Linked DNA regions of Homo sapiens: region 1 is linked to region 2. A link is an interaction called in ENCODE POLR2A ChIA-PET data of the cell type or tissue named here. Cell type or tissue: CD4-positive, alpha-beta T cell. All regions are shown on one strand. Links, peaks and the distances in the headings refer to the core of each region. The heading gives the core; the rest is flanking DNA.

Region 1 (5,075 bases), core at 438-4,437, 2.0 Mb before region 2:
GCAGTTCCTGTCACCCCCGGCACCTGCACACACATTCACTCTCATCTTCACAACCGGCAAAGGCCAAGGTGGCACCACCGTCTCACAGATGCAGAACTGAGCCCAGAGAGGCAGAGTGGTTGCCTAAGATCACACTGCTGGAGCTGGTGGACAGATAGGCTGGGATGCAAACCCAGGTCTGCCAGCTCCCAAACCAGGGCTCCTCAGCCCAGGCTTGCCCACTGACATCCCGGGGGACTGAGCCAGATGCCACAGCACACAAACAGCAAACCCACCTGACCCCTGGCCTGCTGCCAAACACCAGTGCACCAGGACAGCCAGGCTGAGAAGCTCCAAACACCAGAGGGCTGAGGCCACTCCCCACAACTGCTCCATCTCCCAGGCAAAGCCCCCAGACCAGAGCTGAGGCGGCCAGACACGTGCATGAAAGTGCAAGTGTGAGAGTGTGTGGACACACCCGCTCCAGGCACACAAAGCCAGGCTGGGCCACCACGAGGAAAGGGAGGAACCAGCTGAGAGAGTCCCAAGGGCCCGTGGGAACACAGGCCTGGTAAACACGCCTCTCAAGGAACTCATTAGGCCACTTTCTGGGCAACGGCAGGCAGGCGCAGGTGGACAGTGGACAACATGGGCACAAGGACTTCAGCCCATCCAGGGACCTTGGCCAGCTCCTGGAACAAGCCGGGCACCGTGAGGCCTGGGGGGAATGAACTCACTGATCACATCTCCAGAGGGGGCCCAGGAACCCACCACCAGTGGCATGTCCCCAGGCCAGCTCCTCCCTAGGAGCCACCCCGCCAAAGCCAGACCCAGAGGCACCCCCTGCCCGGGAAGTTTTCAAGGCCTCCTGTCCAATCACCAGTTCTTCCACCAGCCCTCGACTCAGTTGGCAACAGGGAGGGCCTCCCCACAAGGCCCTGGATAAAGGAATCCTTCTGCCATGTCTGAGACACATCCAATCCAGGGCTCCCGGATTGAATGACCCTGCTGTTAGCTTGCACACCTCCATGACGGGGGGGCTCACCACCTCTCAGGGCAGTCTCCTCCATCACTGGGCACTTTTTCTGGCCCTGAGTCCTCCCTTAGCTCAAGGCAAGCCCTGCCTCCCTGTCACTCCCTCACCCACACCGCATGGGTCCTGTCTGAACTCCAAAGCCACCAAGAGCAGAGGTATCACGTCCCCTCTTCCTGAGGAGACTGCAGTCCCAGGGGGTCCCTTACTTACTCTCACCTCACGACCACCCCAGTGGTAGAGCAGGGTGAGCAGCCCCATTTTAAAGAAGAGGGGACTCCCCTGTGGGGAAGGTGTCCACATGGGAGGAGGGTATTTCATGCTTCTGCTGTGCAATGTCCCTTCTCCCGACCCTCAGTACCCTGGTTCATGGGCCACATGACCCCAGTGTGGCCAATCAGCAAAGTCCCTCTCAAGCCCTAATGCCACAGGCCTGGGAAGTGAAGGCTCTCTTTGGACTTCTGCTGACCCAGGGAAAGAGGCGTTCTCTTTTGTCGGTGACCTGACACTGTCAGCAGACACCCGAGCCACCACAAGGAGAGAGCCCACCTGAAACTGACACCAACATGGAGAACTGGCACAAGACAGGGGCCTGGCAACACCTCCTGGGGTCACAGGAGCCAGCTGTGCCTGAAGCTTACGCAACCTCTAGATATTTAACCACATGGGACAAGCAATGCCCCTTTCAGCTTCAGCCAGTTTGAGCTTCTGTCACTCGCAACCAAGAGTCTCAAAGTCCACATCAGGCTTCTGGACCCAGTTTGTTGCGTCTAACAAGCACCCGTGGCCCCTCAGTGGGTTCAGAGTCAACTGGAAGGGTCTCAGTCAGCACAGAGGTAAGAGTGTGCCCCTGCAGACACAGCCAGTCCTCCAGAAAGGAGCTGGGTCTTGGAGGGGACAGCCCCGCTCATCCCTCCATCACACTTTCCAGGCTCCACAGCCCAGCCCCAGCCAGGAGTTCAGGAGTTTAAGACCAGCCTGGGCAATATAATGAGACCCCATCGCTATAAAAAGTTGTTTATTTTTTTTTTAATTAGCCAGGCTTGGTGGCATACACTTGTAGTCCAAGCTACTTGAGAGGCTGAGGCAGGAGAATTGCTTGAACCCAGGAGGTCAAGGCTACATTCACTGAACTATGATCATGCCACTGCACTCCTGCCTGGGTGATAGAGAATCCTGTCTGGAAAAAAAAAAAAAGCTGGGATTTAAACACAGGATATCCGGGGTCCCTATCACCCTCATGGGGCTGGCATCCAGAAATCCCATAATATCCCAAAACACCAACCTCTTCCCTACAAACAAGGCCCAGGACAGAGCTATGACCAAGAGGTGGGGAGCTCAGGGGACCCCATCGAATTACTTCCCTCTGCCTTGCAGGAGCAAGTTCAGGCCAGCGAACTCCAGGAGGGCCTCCTCCTCCAGGAAGCCTGCTGAGCAACCCCACACACACTCCCTTATCCCTTCCCTGCAACTAAGGCAGGACTGTGGTCTCCTTATCAAATACTGGCTGGCTGGGTCCAGGTTCTCCAGCCAGAAGACCTGCTGGAAGCAAGAGGCTGGGACTCCATACTGCAACTGCAGGGCCAGGTCCCTGGGTGCTCGGAAAATCCTTCCCCAGTCCAGCTGATCTGGCAGCGTCCCCAGCACAACCACAGCCCTTGCAGGGAGTATGTTCTAGAAACCCCCAGCTTTCACAGATGCAGACAGGACACCCACTTCCTCACCCGGCCACTGTTGGCAGAAACCACAGCCTGGCTTCCTCCGGCCGAGCCTCAGCAGGCTCAGGGCTGCTTTGGGGCCCTGTTGGCCTCAAAAAGGGGAAGTGGGGACCTTGGAGTGAGGGGGGCATGGAAGCCTCCAGGGAAGAGGCCCCGCTCAGGCCCCTGGGCCCACACCCTGCCTGGGACGCCACGCAGCTCCAGACAAAAAACCTGCATGCTCCGTCTCGCGCCCCCGGTCCTGCCGGCTCTCGGCTCCCCTGGTAGGCTGGGTCTCAGGCAGATTTTTCATTTGCCAAGGGAATCTCATATTAACGCGAACTCTCTCAAGAGACCCTGAGCTCCATGAAGCCAGCAGCTGCTCTGCCCAGTGCAAGCCTGACCTAAGAGGCCCCCAGTAAACCTCGTGGGACCCAGGGATTCAATGTTGCTGGTATTCAAGGTCCCATCCCCCCAAGCCCAGCCCTCTCTGTCCCCAGAGCCCTGTGGCCCCCATGCCCTGCTCTCCCAGGCACCTCCCGTACCAAGAGGCCTTCCCAGTGTGGGTCCAATATCCCGGCCCCTGACTTGCCAAACTGTCGTGGTGGGATCTGTGTGTGTGTGTCCCGCAGCTGGTCCTGGCAAACACCTGTGACGTGAATGGCCGAGCAGGGTAGCCAGCCAGAATCCTGCACCAGGCCCAGGGTGGGGAAGCACGCAGAGTGGCATGGGTGAGGGAGGAGGGCGCCACAGCCAAAGGATGAGGGCAGATGAAGAAAGGGCCTCCCTCAAGATCGGGAAGCACCTGCTGCACCTGCCGCACCTGCCTTACCTGCCACAGCACACCTCTCCCAGCTACGCTTGGCCTCTGGGAGGATGCCTGCACCCAATCCCAGCTCTGCTACCAATGGCCTGTGAATAGCAGTCGCCTGCACACTCTGGCCTCAGTTTCCTCATCAGTAAACTGGGGGTGCTGATAACCAGGTTGTCTGCACAGGTCATGATGTCCAACAGGCCAAGCTTGCAAGACAAATTGGCAAATGGCCAAGAAGGCACGCTTAGTGTCAGAGGAAGCCCTGCAGGGTCAGAGCCCAACCATGGGGTCCAGGGAGAGGCAGGTGCAGAGTGGGCAGGCCCCCCACCGCATCTCCTAACAGCCTGCAAAGTTGCCGAGCAGGGGCAAAGACTGAAATTCCCCAACGGCATGAGCCCCCAGCCAACCCTGCTCCCCCTCCATAGCCCCCAAGCACCCCCAGGCTGACTTTGTTCCCACTCCCAGGGCACAGGCTGCTGATCAGTCTTGGGGACCAGAAACCTGCATTCCAGTCCCAGCTTAGCCACCAACCTGCTCTGTGACCCTAAACAAGTCTCTTGCCTGACCTGTGCCTTAGTTTCCCCTCTTGCAAAGGAGGGGCTGTGTCAGACCTCTGAGGCCAGCTCTGGCCTAGTTGGGACTGGGCTGGGGGTGGAGGCTGAATCAGTTAATGAAAAGGATAGGCAACTGGAGAAAAACTGAGGGAAAAGGCTGATGTTCTCACCTGGCCCCAGAGAGCTACTTCTAGGGATGGGTAGAAAGTTGTTCTTTGATTCTTTGGGACACAGCTAGGGTAGTGTTAAGAGGGAAATTCATAGCACTAAATGTCCGAATCAAAAACTTAGAAAGATCTCAAATTAACAACCTAACTTCACAACTGAAAGAACTAGAGAAGCAAAAACAAATCAACCCCAAGCCTAGCAGAAGACAAGAAATGACAAAAATCAGAGCTGAACTGAAGAAAATCAAGACACAAAAAACCATTCAAAAGATCAACGAATCCAGGAGTTGTTTTTTTTTTTTTTGAAAAAATTAATAAAATAGGCCACTAGCTAAACTAATAAAGAAGAAAAGAGAAAAGATCCAGATAAACACAATTAGAAATGACTACAGGAATGTTACTAATGACCCCACAGAAATAAAAAACAACCATCAGAAACTACTACAAACACCTCTACACACAAAAACTAGAAAACCTAAGAGATGGATAAATTCCTGGACACACAATCCTCCCATGACTGAGCCAGGAAGAAACTGATTCCCTGAACAGATCAATAATGAGCTCCTAAATTGAATTAGTAATAAATAGCCTACCAATAAAAGGCCAGGACCTGATGGATTCACAGCTGAATTCTACCAGATATACGAAGAAGAGCTAGTACCATTCCCACAGAAACTATTCAAAAAAATTGAGGAAGAGGGACTCCTCCCTAACTCATTCTATGAGGCCAGCATCATCTTGTTACCAAAAACTGCCAGAGACACAACAAAAAAAGGAAAAAAAAAGTGTTCTTTGTTCCTGAAATCCTCCCCTCCACTTCATTCATTTGGT
Region 2 (5,075 bases), core at 645-4,644:
GTGTACAGTGTTAATAAGTCTATAGTAGTATATACACAGTAATGTCCTAGGCTTTCACATTCACTCCCACTCACTTGCTGACTCACGCAGAGCTACTTCCAGTCCTGCAACTCCATTCATGGTAAGTGCCTTTATACAGAAGTACCAGCTTTTATTTGTTGTTTATTTTTTCTTTATTGTTCATCTGTTGTTTAGATATACAAATACCACTCTGTTATAATTGCCTACAGTATTCAGTATAGTCACATGCTGTAGAAGTTTATAGCCTAGGATTAACAGGCTATACCATATAGCCTAGGTGTGTAGAAAGCTATACCATCTAGGTTTGTGTAAGTACACTCTATGATGTTTCCACAATGACAAAATTTCCCAGGGATGCACTTCTCAGAACATTATCCCCATCATTAAGCAACGCATATGACTATTCAGTAAATGCTAGCTGACTCACTGATTGAATAAACTGGTATAAACAAGGGCCCAAAACATAGGAATCCATCTTTAGTACCAGACAAGAAAGTTTGCACCCCTGTTTTCAGTGGGTTTTATGTATTAATAAATCTCATTTCCTGTATTAGAGATTCAGAAAATATTCCTAGACAATTATTTAGATGAGTAGTTAAAATGCAGAGACCTTTTGTAATATTTTTTTTAAAACCATTAAGTATTGCTTTAATACTCTTGTAACTTGAGTTTGTTTTGATAATGTATAACAATGACAACCAAAGGTCACTGCAGGCCGGGCGCGGTGGCTCACGCCTGTAATCCCAGCACTTCAGGAGGCTGAGACAGGTGGATTTCTTGAGCTCAGGAGTTTGAGAACAGCCTGAGCAACATGGCAAAACCTGTGGTCCCAGCTACTCTAGGGACTGAGGTGGGAGGACAGCTTAAGCCCGTGAGGTGGAGGTTGCAGCAAGTTGAAACCAGGCCACTCCACTCCAGTCCGGGTAACAGAGCCAGACTCTGTTTTAAGGTCAATGCATTTTCCTATATGATTCATTTAACAGAATGATGACTTTATAATTATTTGATAATATTTTATTTTCCTGTCCCCAATTGGAATTCAAATAACAAATGTTTGGCTCCTATTATAGTTAGATTTTTGCCTTCATTGAAGCTTCCTCCCGGTCTGTACAGGCAAACAAGTCTCTCTTAAACCAGGCCAATATTGATGAGGGATAAATCAGTAAATCAGTGTAAATGTCAGACTCAGAAAATAATATTTAGTATATCTTCATGATATTGGCAGTATATACCAACATGATATTTTCACCTCAACGTTAGACCACCGCCTGATTTTAGAAGTTTGGACATAGCATACTGCCTAGTATCCCATCAAATGCAATGGATTTAGCACAGAAAGTGTTACTCTCTAGATCTATTTTTTTTTTTTAATAATCTTGGCTTATTTGTAAAATCCAATTAGCTCTAACAACACTACAAACCCCTGAAGCTTAGTACCAATGAGCCAGTGCCTAAACTCTTGTCTCTGAAACCCATATTCCTCAACAGCAACCTTAGTTCCTTGGAAAATTATAAATTCTTATTTGTCCTGAGCTACTAATACAATCAAAGGAAAGGTAAGAATGAACAAGATGAAACAAGACTTTAAATACTGAAAATGCAAAACCGAATCCAAACTTCTAACCCCTATCTGTGCAACCTGGGTCTTTGATAAGAAATCAGCTCAAGTTTGATGGATATTCTACAGTATAAACTTCAATGCGGGCTTAGAAAAATTCTTTTTTTTTTTTTTTTTTTTGAGACAGAGTCTTACTCTGCTGCCCAGGCTAGAGTGCAGTGGCGTGATCTCGGCTCACTGCAACCTCCGCCCCCCAAGTTCAAGCGATTCTCCTGCCTCAGCCTCCCGAGTAGTTGAGATTACAGGCCCCTGCCACCATGCCTGGCTAATTTTTGTATTTCAGTAGAGATGGGGTTTCACCATCTTGGCCAGGCTGGTCTTGAACTCCTGACCTCGTGACCCACCCACCTCGCCCTCCCAAAGTGCTGGGATTAAAGGCGTGAGCCACCACGCCTGGCCAAAAAATTCTTACAGGCACACGCACAAAAAATAATCTGTGTCAGCTAGCCTTCAAGATGGTGCCCAGATATCCCATCCCCATGGAGTTAGTGCCTCCCATATCATACCAGGGTTGGGCTGTGTGACCAAGAGAATATGGCAATAGTGATGGGTATAAAAGACTGCAGTTTTGTCTTGATTCTTACTCTCCCTGCTTCTCTCACACATCATTCCCTCTGGGAGAAGCCAGCTGTCACAGCCTTGCCCTAGGGAGAGACACATTACCTCTTACCAGAGATAAGAAACTGAAGGCTCTGGCCAAGTCAGCAAGGAACTGAGGTCAGCTAACAGCCATGTCAGTGGGCTATATAATATAAAACTATATTAATTTTATATTAAAACTAATATAAAATCCAAAAGATAGGAAGATCCTGTAACAAGTAGAAGACTGTTCCAAGAAGACAAAGACAGGAATTTAGCAAAAAGTTACACAAAGCACAGAGGTTACTTTTTATTTTTTTTGAGAGAGTCTTGCTCTGTCATCCAGGCTAGAGTGCAGTGGCTTGATTTTTGGCTCACTGCGACCTCCACCTCTTGGGCTCAAGTGATTCTCCTGCCTCACCCTCCCAAGTAGCTGAGATTACAGGCACCCACCACCATGCCCAACTAATTTTTTCTATTTTTAGTAGAGACAGGGTTTCACTGTGTTGGCCAGGCTGGTCTCGAACTCCTGGCCTCAAGTGATCTGCCTGCCTCGGCCTCCCAAAGTGCCAGGATTACAGGCATTAGTCACCATGTCTGGCCACAGAGGTTACTTTCTAAACATTAAATTTAGCATTTTCTGTTAACATAAATGCACTCATGGCCGTAGACGAGAATGGATATGTTTCAGATTTGGAGAAGAATAGTCAAAAAAAAAAAAAGCTGAAAGGATCAAAAGCACTTGATTCTCTTGCAGAGCCAGCTTCCTGTTTTGGTTGAGGAAGGAGCTGCACTTAAAATAACTAGCATAAAGCATGCTTAGGGCTTGCAAAGTCAATGGCAGGAAGCCACAACAAAGAGCTCTGAAAGCAGCCCAACAGAAGGCTGATTCCTCCTGGAGAACTGCATCCTGAGAAAGGCTAAGAGAAGAGGCGCTTGCATAGTCAGTGAGTGGGAACGAACACAAGCCCATCAGCATGTGGCTCTCCTCTGTGACACTCTGACCCCTTGGCTCTAGGTATACTTGCTTACGTGGCAGGATACCTTTCTCCCACTCACCACATTCTTGCCAATAGTTAAAGGTGTGGTAAAGTGGGAGAATGAAAGTCAATGAATGAAAAGAACTAGTGCTGTAAAATTCAAATATTTTATTTTGATGAATTTTATTTTCTTTCTTTTTTTGAGGCAGAGTCTTGCTCTGTTGCCCAGGCTAGAGTGCTGTGGTGTGATCTCGGCTCACTGCAATCCCCGCCTCCCAGGTTCAAATGATCCTCCCATCTCAGCCTCCCAAGTAGCTGGGACTACAGGTGTGTGCCACCACGCCCAGCTAATTTTTGTATTTTTAGAAGAGATGGGGTTTCACCATGTTGGCCAGGCTGGTCTCAAACTCCTGACCTCAAGTGATCTGCCCTCTTCAGCCTCCCAAAGTGCTGGGATTACAGATGTTAGCCACCACACCTGGCTTTTGATGCATTTTAAATTGAGGTTGTCTGGAAAGCAAGCCCTAAGCATGCTTTATGCTAGTTATTTTAAGTGCAGCTCCTTCCTCAACCAAAACAGGAAGCTGTCCCTGCGAGAGAATCAAGTGCTTTTGATCCTTTCTGCATTTTTTTTTTTTAACTATTCTTCTCCAAATCTGAAAAACCACATCCCGGGAGTACCACATAATAAAAGGATGTATATCAAGGAATTAAGGATGTAATACCTACTTCCTTCCACTACATTAGGTTGATTTCACTGTCCCACCTAAGGCAAATACAGCAGATAAACAACAAATCTCCAAATGCAACTCACACAAAATAGGATCCATATTGAGCTACAAAAATTGTCATTGAGGGAGACAGACTTGTGGTCTAGCCAGCCAAAGCTTTGTGGTCAGCAGGGGGCTCAAGGAATCTATCATAAGAGGACAGGCCTGTCATCACTGACATCAAATCTTATTGCTTATGACTCACCACCCAACCACTAGCCTTTTCTCCAACTTACAGCTTCTCTTTTCCTACAGACTGGAAAATGGATAGCCAAGTTTATAAAGACATGTCTGTTAACCAAGTCAAACAGGCAAAGCATGGTGTTTACTGAGGAATGTTGTGAAGGGATTTATAAATCAAATCACAGTCAAAGTAGGTGGCTACTAAAGATCCTACTCAAATGAGATTTTATAATAGTCAATTATATAGGTAGAAGCCTAAAGCTACAAAACAAAAGCAATGTTTCTTCTTAGTTTTGTTGTTTTTTCCCCCTCTTTTCTTTGGGATTTGAGGTAGAATTGAGTATCACCATAATTCAGAATTGACAGAGTAGATGGTATGTTTAGAATCATAAAACATTTAGTCAAAAGTAATTCTGAAAATTAGAGGTTGTCAAAGCAACTGGGACTTCATTGGCAAAATCCCAATAAAGGAAGAAACCAAAAAGAAGGATCTCAAAAATCTGCACTTAAATCCCCCTCAAGCTGTTGACTAACTCCTAAGTTGAATGTATTCAGGGTGAGTCTTTTAGAAACCCAGGAGAAAGGAGAAGCCAGGATGCTAAAGACCTGATTGGATTTTCATGTGAGAACTCAGAAAGATCATGCTCTAGAAGTAAGGGTCACCCACGAAGGAATAAGAACTACATCCTGGGAGTACCACATAATAAAAATAAAGACTGTATCCCAGTAATAAGACCCAAACTGAAATTGACGAGTCCTGACAAAGCCTAAAACTCAGCCTTGACAGGACAGAGTGACAGGTTGGTACTGTAGTTACCAATCAGAAGAAAATGTAACACTTTTCAGAGGATAATAGTTACAGCCCTTGTATTTTTCATCCAATGTCTGGCATCCAGTAAAAAAATACAAGAAATGCTAAAAAAC

What was found. Peaks named below come from ENCODE experiments on the same cell type or tissue, not always from the same donor. Only the 100,000 strongest peaks of a DNase experiment are listed, where the experiment ranks them.
Region 1: POLR2A ChIA-PET joins it to region 2 with 5 read pairs; 1 of 35 experiments calls an interaction of 5 or more read pairs at or near these places.

What each region holds. Positions count from the first base shown.
Region 1 is chr16:50,279,848-50,284,922 of GRCh38, reverse strand. The region is part of intron 1 of ADCY7 (adenylate cyclase 7); the gene reads right to left. Among named protein-coding and RNA genes, the nearest start is that of MIR6771, 10 kb to the left of the region's middle. RefSeq lists an enhancer at 488-989. In CD4-positive, alpha-beta T cell, for the core only: no CTCF peak of the experiment used is centred there; a DNase peak (open chromatin) is centred at 2,722; H3K4me3 peaks cover 1,790 bases; H3K27ac peaks cover 1,545 bases.
Region 2 is chr16:48,316,844-48,321,918 of GRCh38, reverse strand. The region is part of intron 11 of LONP2 (lon peptidase 2, peroxisomal); the gene reads right to left. Among named protein-coding and RNA genes, the nearest start is that of SIAH1, 66 kb to the left of the region's middle. RefSeq lists an enhancer at 2,096-2,718. In CD4-positive, alpha-beta T cell, for the core only: no CTCF peak of the experiment used is centred there; DNase peaks (open chromatin) are centred at 3,038 and 4,128; H3K4me3 peaks cover 723 bases; H3K27ac peaks cover 917 bases.